Regions from separate parts of the Mus musculus genome. Here region 1 is linked to region 2. The links are chromatin contacts, found by Hi-C or POLR2A ChIA-PET in ENCODE. All regions are on one chromosome and are shown on one strand. Each heading gives the region's core, a stretch centred on a gene start or an enhancer-like site at or near the end of the contact. The rest is flanking DNA. Distances are from core to core; before and after follow the strand shown. Region 1 holds the start of 4632428C04Rik (RIKEN cDNA 4632428C04 gene). Region 2 has its middle 26 kb from the start of Gm52263.

Region 1 (5,027 bases), core at 1,294-3,793, 93 kb before region 2:
TGTTATGGTTTTAACAGTGGACGGTTCATAAGGAAAGCAAACCTGATTACTAGAACCGACTGCTTCCTGCTGTAAACTCTCCTACAATAACCAGTTTAAAGATGTCAGCACAACATCACTGAAATCAGAGATGGGATGGGATGGCCCAGGTGGCATTTGCTAGCTGGTCCCCGTTCATCTCTACCCACCATGCATCTGTAATGTGACCCGACAACCCTACTCCTGGGCATTTTTTAGGAGAAATAGAAATATATCTCCAAAAGCTCCCTGTGTGAATGAGCTCTGTTTCTCGAGGCCCAGACTTAAAGGCAAGAGGACTGAGAAGTGATCTGCACTAGACCCAGGATGGAATGCCACTCAGGGACGAAAAGGAATGACCTCCTGAGACAATGTGCAGCAATGTGGCCACATCTTGAAACCATCAAGCTGTGTGGAATGAGGCAAACTGGAGCAGAGTAGGCTGTGTGGTAGCACTTCTATACCATTGCAGATGGGTGAAAACTGACCAATCATGGTGGCAATGAGACCAAGAGCCCTGAGGCAGGACCCCTACCTGGTCCATTCATCCTTTATCACACTAGGATAGAATTAACTCCTTAGGAGACTTTCTAATTGCTTGATTGAGAGCCCCAACTGGAGATCATGGGACTTCAGAGTAACCTTCCTCTTCCTCTGCTTCTCTCAGTGTCCACTGGCGCCATCAGCGTCTGCTGTGTCTCCTCTGGAGCCGTGCTTCATGCTGGCTGAATGACCTAGCATATACCCCGTTGACTGTGGATCTCCAGAGGGGACATCTCGGTTGGTCCTTTGACACACTAGCATAACTGAGCACTTAACTGACTGAGTCACAGGGCAGGGGTGGTTTATTTCCCCAACCAAGAAGAGTTCGAAAAGTCCTACCAGGGTCTACAGAATCTGAGCTGTGGAAGATGCAAATGGCGATTGGGCAGGTCCGGGGGCGGGGGGGGGGGGGGGGCTCACAAGTGAGTGCTATGGGGTAGTGAGAGCAAAGGCTGTGTGTGTGGGATAACCTGAACTACATCTAGACACCGAGGTGACATTTACAGGTCCCAAACTTCTGGCAGATGGTTTCACCTAAGTCTCTTTAATGATAAACCAGGTGCTGGGTGTGGTGGCACGCTCCTGTAAGTTTCAGGGTCAACCTAGGCTACATTAGTAAGACCCTGACTCAAAAAAAAAAAAAAAAAAAAAGCGCGAACTTTGAACCTTGGTCTGTGGGACCTTCAAGTCTGATGAAAGCTGCGGGCTTGTGTGGTCTCAGAATAGGTAGATGCAGATCGGGGTGGGGATGCACGCAGCAACAGCTGCAGAAGTCATGTAGAGTTCACACACGCCCAAGGGAAGCCAAGGTTGGAGTGCTCAGCCTTCCCATGGGGACAACACCCACCACAGTCACAGTCCCCCGCCTTTTTTAAAGTGTGTGGTTATGTGGGTGTGCATTTGTCCGCGCAGGCTTCCAGCTGTTTGCTTCTATCTGTACAACGACTGCCAGAAGGAACTGCGACCTAGACTTTTGATCCAGTCAATAAACACACGGGAGCTGGGCCTGGCCACAGTGGTCAGACTCAGAAGCGAGACTCTAGATGAAGGGACAGTAACGATAAAAGCCTTCCCCTCACCCCTCCAGTCTTTCTGGCAGTTCGTGTCTGAATCTAAAAGCCAGAAGTGGCACCGTCTCTAACGAGCAACTTCTCTGGTTTTCTGCTTTGTAACTAGGAGCATCACCAGGAGTTTGAAGCCACAATGAATTCAGACTAGTTTGGATTACAGATACCCCCTCCCCCCCCCCCCCCCCGGTCTAAAAAAAGCAAAGAACGCACAAGGAACACAGGGTGTGTAGGTATCCGCCGTGGTGATGTATCCCCCACCCCTCTGTCCCCCCTCAATGGACAAGCATCGGAGCCTCTGCTGCTGTACGCCTAGGTAGCCAAGGGTTAACCGGCGTCCCCCTCCCCCCTCCGCCCCCGCCGGGCTGGGCAAGGCGGGAAGGCGGCGCGCCGGGTGCCAAAGTCGGAACCTGCTCTCGGCAGCTCCCCGCGCTGCCTTGACTCACCGCCAGGCCTGGCGCGGCCGCCGGCTGTGGAATGTGTGAGCGCCATGTGTCACCGCCCCAGACTGTGGGAAAACGCTGCTCCGCTCACCTCCCAGCAGCTGGCCCGCGCCCGCCCGCCCGGGAGCCGGGAAACAGGAGCCGCCCGCCTGGGAGGCCGCCCGGGGCCACTTCCGAGCGCGCGCCGCCTCTCCGCCCACACGCCGGTCCCTGCCGGCGACCCGGGGCTGCGGCGCCACCCGCAGCGAGTGGCCCAGCACGCCCTTCTTTTGCCCCCGCTGGCCTTATGCATCCTCCTGCTCCACCAGGCCGGCCTTAGACACAGAGAGCCCCTGTTCTGAGAGCTCCTGGGCGGTGACCTCTTTCCGGGAAAGGGCCAGAGAACTGAGGGCTATGCAGGGGACTGACCTCATGGGGTTGTGTGACAGCTCCAGTCTGGACCTTGCCAGCCCTGAACAGGAGGTTCCACTCTGCCTGACCCTTCCCCCGGAGAGCTAGGCAAGAGCCCTGCACCTCAACGCGGGGGCAGCCTCCCCTCTAGTCATTGGATGAGAGTCACATGGGTCCAGAAGTCAGCCAGGGACAAGGTTTCCAATGCCTAGCCATGCAGGGAGATGTAGGCAAAGTCACATTCTGGGTGGCAGCCATGCAAGACTGGAGACAGCGCAGTGCACCTTGTTCCGAGCCTGGCTCTCCACTCCGTGGCCAAGTGTCTCTTCAGCCAAGGCTCCTTGTGGTGTCGCTGCCTTCCAGGGCAGTTGGGACGAAATCAGATGGGGGTGGGGGCAAACCTCGGGGTCCAGGGATCCAGGGTCTTCACCTAGCATCAGCCTCTGCTGCTTTCTGAGGGGTCGAGGTGTGTGTGTGTGTGTGTGTGTGTATGCCACCCCCGTAGGAGGCTCGGGACCTGGGTGGGGTCTCTGCTGTACCCAGCTCTCCTCCAGCATGATCTGTTTCTGTTTTTTCTCCCTGCCTGTTCTTCACAGTGGGCGATGAGGTCTCACTTCTGTGGTTCTTCCCAGGCTAACCTAATCCAGTTCAACAGCTGCCTCTCCTGAAGTCCCCATGCACTTGATTTCTGTCCCCGCTCTGTACCGGTCATGGCCTGCCTAACTAGTCTTTCTCTCTCCTGCAACTTCTTATTCAAAGACGGGCTACCCTTCTATGTACCCCCCCCCCCCCATGAACAACACTGAATTCTGCATGTGACAGCCACTCTGCAGATTGAGTGCACCCCCACATGAACACTTGTCAATACCATTTATCACAGGTTCAGAACCTCATTGCCCAGACATGTGACCTCGGTCAGGCTAATCTTGCCATCTCAAATCTCTCCCCTCACCTGCAGAACATAAATCTGAGTAGGGTGTGGTGCCACAGGCCTATGATCCCAGCACGTAGGAAGCAAGAAGATCACAAGTTTGAGGCCAGCCTCTGCTTTCTATTGGGGAATCTAATGAAGAAGAGAGGGAGGAGGAAGAAGAAAAGAAAAAAAGGGGGAAAAGAATGCATTCGGTGGTATTTGGTGCGCTATAAGCTTTGAATAATGAAACTCCAGTTAACGACAGGATGCATCATGGCAGTGGTTCTCAAAAGAGTATGTCATCTAGTGACACCTTACCCATCTTACTTTGTATAAGTGCACTCTATGAAGTTCCCATAATGATAAGGTCAGTGAGAGATCCCTGTCATTAATCCATATACAATTGCTAAAATACCATAGACTGGCGGCAGACATTGACTGACGCCCAGTTCTGGATGTTGAAGTCAAAGAATAAGGCACAGGTGACTCAATTCCCCTGAAGTCCCTCTTCCTTGGCTTATAGGCAGTTTGTAGATAGTCTTCGCTTTTTGTGGATTCTTCTTTTTCCCATCCTTTATTCCTCCACCCCCTTTTCACTACCTATCACTAGATAAGAAGGAAAGGATAAAGGGGAGACAGAGATCCTTGAATCTAATTCTTTCCTTTTGTTTCTTCTCTGAGTATGAGAAAACTGCATCCAAAACCCCACCCACCCTGCCTATTGTGGCTCTAGCATTTACATACCCTCTGAAAAGTTCCCAGAATTCCAGAGGTCACACAACTGCAGAAATTGTCTGCAGCTGGCAAAACTGTGCCTCTGTTAGGGCACGAGGAAATCACGTCAGCTGCTGCAGACAATCTGAAGCAGCCCCACAGCCCCACACTGGGATTAAAACAAGAACACTTTCTCATAACATTTCTGTGTTATTTAAAGAATCTGAAATTCCAGAATTGTCGCCACAGCAGCTACTTTCTCTGTGTCCTCCCATGGCAGAGGGCTCGATCATGCCTTTTTATAAGGACACTAGCCCTGTTAGATGGGGGATACTGTTCTTAAGACCTCAAACGGTTTCTACAAAGATCTGCTTCCGAATACTGTTACGTTAGGGGTTAGATTTTGACTTGTGTTTTCAGGAGAGAGTTCAGTCCACAGCAGTAGACCTAGGTGGGTTCCAAGAAGCAGATGCTGAAGCCGATGTGTGTTTGGCCTGCTTGGTGCCAGAAATATGGGCATAAATAGAGGCCAGAACTAGCAAGCATCAAGGGGCAAGCATGTTTGTCTTGGAAGACTGCTGTGAGGGAAGTCAATTAAAAAAAAAAAAGGGATGCTACAGATTCTGCAGAAATTGGGATGCTGGGTTTGTAGTGTGACATTGTGACATGCCTGAAAACAGCTGGAGAAAGTGAGGGGCAGGGCGTGGAAGAACAAGTCTTTGGAATGGTGTGGCCACACCAAAGCTGTGGGAATGCTTCCAAGGGCACAAGGCACAGGAAACCTAGTTCCAATACACAGGTGGGAAAACTGAGGCTGGGTAAAGTCAAGCGATCAGCCAGGGCTTACCTAGTAGTTTGCAGGAACCGACGAGTCAGATGTGGCTCTTGTCTGATTCCATGGTGGGCGATGAACTTGCTACTCCTACCCGCGGCACCTAA
Region 2 (4,700 bases), core at 132-2,631:
TCCTTTTTCTCTTTTTATTTAGTCCAGGGCACAGACCTATGGGACAGTGCTATGCACATTAAAGACAGGTTTTTTTCCTTCCATTAATCCCTTCTGGATGCTCTCATAGGCATCTCTGAGAATGTGGCTTACCAGTGTCCTTAATCCAATTTGGTTGTCAGTGAAGGTCCATCATACTATCCAAACCTTGACAACACCATCTTATTAACTATCGTAACTCAGTGAGTTGAGTATTAGCATTCTCCAGTCACAGATGAGAAAGCAGAGAGGTTACAAGGGACAGGCAGGCCAAGCCAACCTCCCTTTTGCTGGGTCTTTGCCTGAACTCTGCCTGAAACAGCTATTGGAAGACTCCAGGCTTCGCACAGGCATGTGCTCTGCACCTGGGGTCAGGGTGAACCAGACCTGGCTGATTGCACCTGGTGCTCTCAATACAAAGAGGGAAGATCAATAATTGTCTCTTTCTGAAATGATGTAGGTTATATCCCTGATCTTGGTATTCCCATATTCTGTGCATAAGCTTCTACTACAGTAGTGGGTGAGAACAAAAAGAAAATAAGAGAAAAAATATAAAGAGAGAAGAGAGGAGGGAGGGAAGGAAGGAAGGAAGGAAGCAAGCAAGCAAGCTTAGGTATGATGATGCCAACTTCTGTACCTAAGGTCAGACAGCTATTAGAAAGGAGAACAGGCCAAGTCATGGTGGTGCATGCCTTTGATCCCAGCACTCAGGAGGCAGAGGCAGGTGGATCTCTGTGAGTTCCAGGCCAGCTTACTCTACTGAGTGAGTTCCTAGGACAGTCATGGCTACACAGAAAACCCCTGCCTCAAAAACAAACAAGTAAGTACATAATAAATAAGTGAGTAAACAAATAACTAGAAGAGTAGGATTTGAAGGGAGGCTGCTTGGTCTTCTCTGGAGCCTTTCCATCTTGCTTCACATACCTGCGCTCAGTAATGACCACAGGACTGTCTCCCCAGGGTGGAGGAGTATGGCACCTATTCCTAGTGTGGATGAGAAGACATGCTTGTTTAGAACACGGATGCATCTATGAGCCTGCTGTTTAACTCTTCGAAAGAATGGCATTAAAGCTCACATTCAAGTAACCTCACAGAAAAAGGCTCGGTCTGGTGAAGATTTCTGACATCCCCTGTTCCAATCAGCTGCGGAGATTGGGCTGCAGCTGGGCTGATGACTCTTCTCCCACACGCATGAGTGTGTTACTAGGAATGGAGACCTGGACAGGCTTGCCGGCCCGGGCACCCCGCCGAGTCACACCCAAGTGGTGAGCGCTTGCCAGCTTCTGGGCTAAAGCTATTGCCCTGAGAGTCTGGGCAGGGCAGGCAGCTCTGTGCTGATTCTTTTGTCTCCTGGGCAACAGCCTGGAGCAGGCTGTGGTCACCCGTGGGAATGCTCCTCCTGAGTCAGCAGCGCCTGGAGTGTCCCAGGGTGTGGTTGTCTGTTCTTTGGGGCCTCTTTATTTGCAGGATGTCACTGCGCCATCATGGGTTCAGGGGTAGAGCTACAGGACAAGGGCTGTTTGGAACCCCTGTTAACTTGGGAGTTGAGGCAGGGGTGGTGGTGGGCTATAACTGCGAGTATGCTACTATAAAGCATCAGACAGCAATTGGAGGTTTTAATTCTAATCTACCCCTCTTCTGGCTAACTATATCAATGGGGATAATTTACATTCTCTTCTCAGAGCCTCAGTTTCCCCATCTAGACAATTAAATAATGCCAGGCCCGTTTATGTCAGTAAACAGACCTGTTTAATCTTCCATGCAGTGTTCGATGTTACAGTGATAAAAGGAGCCTTTTTCCCCCTCACTCTGTAGACCCGGCTGGCCCGGAACTCAGAGATTCGCCTGTTTCTGCCTTCTGAGTGCTGGGATTAAAGGTGTGCACCACCACTGCCAGGGAGCAGCTTCAGGAGCCAATTTCTTATGCAGCTACATCTTCCTAATTCCTCCAGACTGTTTGCCTTTTTTGAAGAATCTGGTTCATGGCTGCACTCTGAGATGCCAGTGGAATTCCTGAGAAGTAGGGGAATGGTAGGCTGGGCTGTGGAGGCCCAGGGATTAGGCCATCATACTGTATGTAGTTGGGGGGACCTGCTTAAGTGGGATCCTCAGTCTGTTAACCAGCATGTAATGTTGCTTCCTCGGTGCCTCTTAGCCAGACTTCCACGGAGTCTTGTAAAGCCTCCTGCGTTGGGGATGATGAGTGTCTTTGGAATACAGATTCCCTTCAGAGAGTGAAGAGCCATCCATACTGAGAACTACAGATGATGGAAAGGCTCTGAGGAAGTTATATCTCATCCCAGTCAGAATCAGAATTTCGGGGGGGGGGTCGGGGGGGAGAACAGAGGGTGGTTCTGGAGAGAGACTACAGCTGCTGGGGCTTGATTACCATCCCCTGCCCACTGTGTGTTTGCATTAGGAGCAACATAATGTTTTCAGTTGGCTTTGGGGACAAGGTGACAGGTAGCATCAGGAGTCCCTTTCCATATGTCCAAGAGTGTTACACTTCAGTCTATGTGCATGAGGACCCAGCTTTAGCGGCACTGTTGCCATATGGTGTCAGTTTGAATGACACTGGTTCCGGTTATCATAACTTCATTCTGACCATAGATATCTCCCGGACCTTAGCCAGGAGAGCAAGCGACAGGAACACAGATGACAGAAGGTCACAGGAGCAGGGATGTTTGGTTTGGAACATCAGACTCATCTCTGTGTACCAGAGGAACCATTAATTCTGTTAGGTCTTGCTCACCTTCCCTGTTGTCATTTCTTCTACTCTCTAGGGAAAACATTTGGCTGATGTAGCAAAGTTGTATCAAGATCTCTGAAGTGATGGGGCAGGGGCTGGCTAACAATATGACGAGACCTCATGGAGGTGATTCTGAGATATATGGAGTGAGCCTAGATCTCCAAGTCCTAGAGGACTTAATTTTACAGAGTTAACATCTACTTCCACCTAATATTGGCTTGACCGGTTTCCAGGGGTTCCTCAGTGTGGGGTGGAAGCATTTTTCAGGACAGCCTTGCTGGCTCCAGCTCCACAGGAGAATGCCTGCGGCTCGTCCATTCCTCTTCCCTCTGGATGTACTGGAGTGGGGAGGACCATTCTGGTTTCTGATGAGTATCCCTTTTTTCTTTTCCTATTTCTATTTTATTTTTAACTTGTTGATCTTGGCACAAGAGTTTGTGTAGATTTGCTCGTAACAATTACCTTCTGCCTTGAGAAGCGCACAGAATGCTTTGGGTATATTCTTTATAAATCTTGGGCCATGTCCTTTTTTTTTTTTTTCGTGGGGGAGGGGCTGGAAACTCACCAGAGGACTAACACAACACAGGCTCACTGACTCAGCCTTATGTCTCAAAGATGCTCTCTTGTACTGCCTCCTGATTTTGTACTAAACCCTGTGCACACAGTGCACCTCCATAGACTTGATTCTTCCTCTCTAGCAAAAACTGCGGGGTCTCTTGCAATTCTGCACTTTTATCATGAAGCCTCTGGGCCTTCTCTTTACCTCCCGAATGCTACCTCTGCTCAGTTCCCATGTTCTCACATCAATCTTCACCTCTTTCCTCTCTTTCCTTTTAAAATCTGTAATCCTTGAGCTGCATGGAACAGGCTGTTGCCTGCTTTGTGGAGAGATATGTAGCCCAACAGGATTAGCCAAATATATTTAGTTCTTTGGGGAGAGGAGAGGATACGGTAGTAGATTCCAGCCATAATCATCATCATCATCATCATCATCATCTTCTTCTTCTTCTTCTTCTTCTTCTTCTTCTTCTTCTTCTTCTTCTTCTTCTTCTTCTTCTTCTCCTTCTCCTCCTCCTCCTCCTCCTCCTCCTCCTCCTCCACTCTTCTCCACCCTTCTCCTCCTTCTCCTCCTCCTCCTCCTTCTCCTCCTCCTCCTCCTCTTCCTCCTCCTCTTCCTCCTCCTCCTCCTCCTCTTCCTCCTCCTCCTCCTCCTCCTCCTCCTCCTCCTCCTCCTCCTTCTTCTTCTTCTTCTTCTTCTTCTTCTTCTTCTTCTTCTTCTTCTTCTCCTCCTCCCCCCTCCTCTTTCTCCTCCTCCCCCCTCCATCTTCTATGATTATAAAGTCCTCAGTCCATTTCTGTAGTTTGACTATTTTGACTATTGTCTTTCAGACTCTAGCATAAAGACATTTTCTTGGTGCCCTTCTTTTCAAGCTTCAGATTTTGAGGCCTCAGGAAAACAAATCATGAAAGTGACCCTACAGAATTCTGTGCTACCCCATGACTCCACAACAGCTGGACAGTGGCTATGTGACAGATGACAGACATTATTAGCACAAACACTGAGGACAAACAGATTGACGGGACAACTTCCTGCTTTCAGGCTTTCTGAATCTCCTCATGGGTGAAGACATTCCATGGCATCACTGGTGCCAATCAAGGTAACACAGCCACTCAGCCAAGGCTTGACTTGAGAGCATGGGTAGAGACAGGTTAGGCACATCCTTCTCAGCTGAGCAGGTGGCCTCTCAGATGGGTATAACCATCTAACACTTTCAAAGGAGGCAAGGGTGATGTGAACAAAAGTAAGGGTTTAGAGAAACAAGGGAACAGGAGAGTACCAATGCGTTTAGATGCCAAGGAACAGCTGGGTACAAGTCAGGTGCAGGAGGAGGAAGGGAGGGGCATCTTAACTCCCATGAGGGGTCATAGAAGT

The links. Hi-C counts contacts between places; a loop is a spot of excess contacts on that map. ChIA-PET counts read pairs that join two places held with the same protein, here RNA polymerase II (POLR2A).
Region 1: a map of Patski shows a loop between it and region 2 (2.2-fold over the local background). The contact joins the promoter of 4632428C04Rik here to the enhancer-like site in region 2. A Hi-C loop is called at or near these places in 1 of 37 maps with a recorded cell type or tissue (Patski). POLR2A ChIA-PET finds 5 or more read pairs at or near these places in 1 of 5 experiments (Patski).

The regions. Positions count from the first base shown.
Region 1 is chr16:30,006,183-30,011,209 of GRCm38, reverse strand. It overlaps 4632428C04Rik (RIKEN cDNA 4632428C04 gene), which reads right to left and starts at 2,543. Exons shown (of 3, transcript NR_033631.1): 1 at 2,480-2,543.
Region 2 is chr16:29,912,157-29,916,856 of GRCm38, reverse strand. No RefSeq gene overlaps it. Among named protein-coding and RNA genes, the nearest start is that of Gm52263, 26 kb to the right of the region's middle. Within about 2 kb of position 1,381, at least 1 of the 3 ENCODE cell types and tissues checked has a DNase peak (open chromatin) inside an H3K27ac peak, as active enhancers do.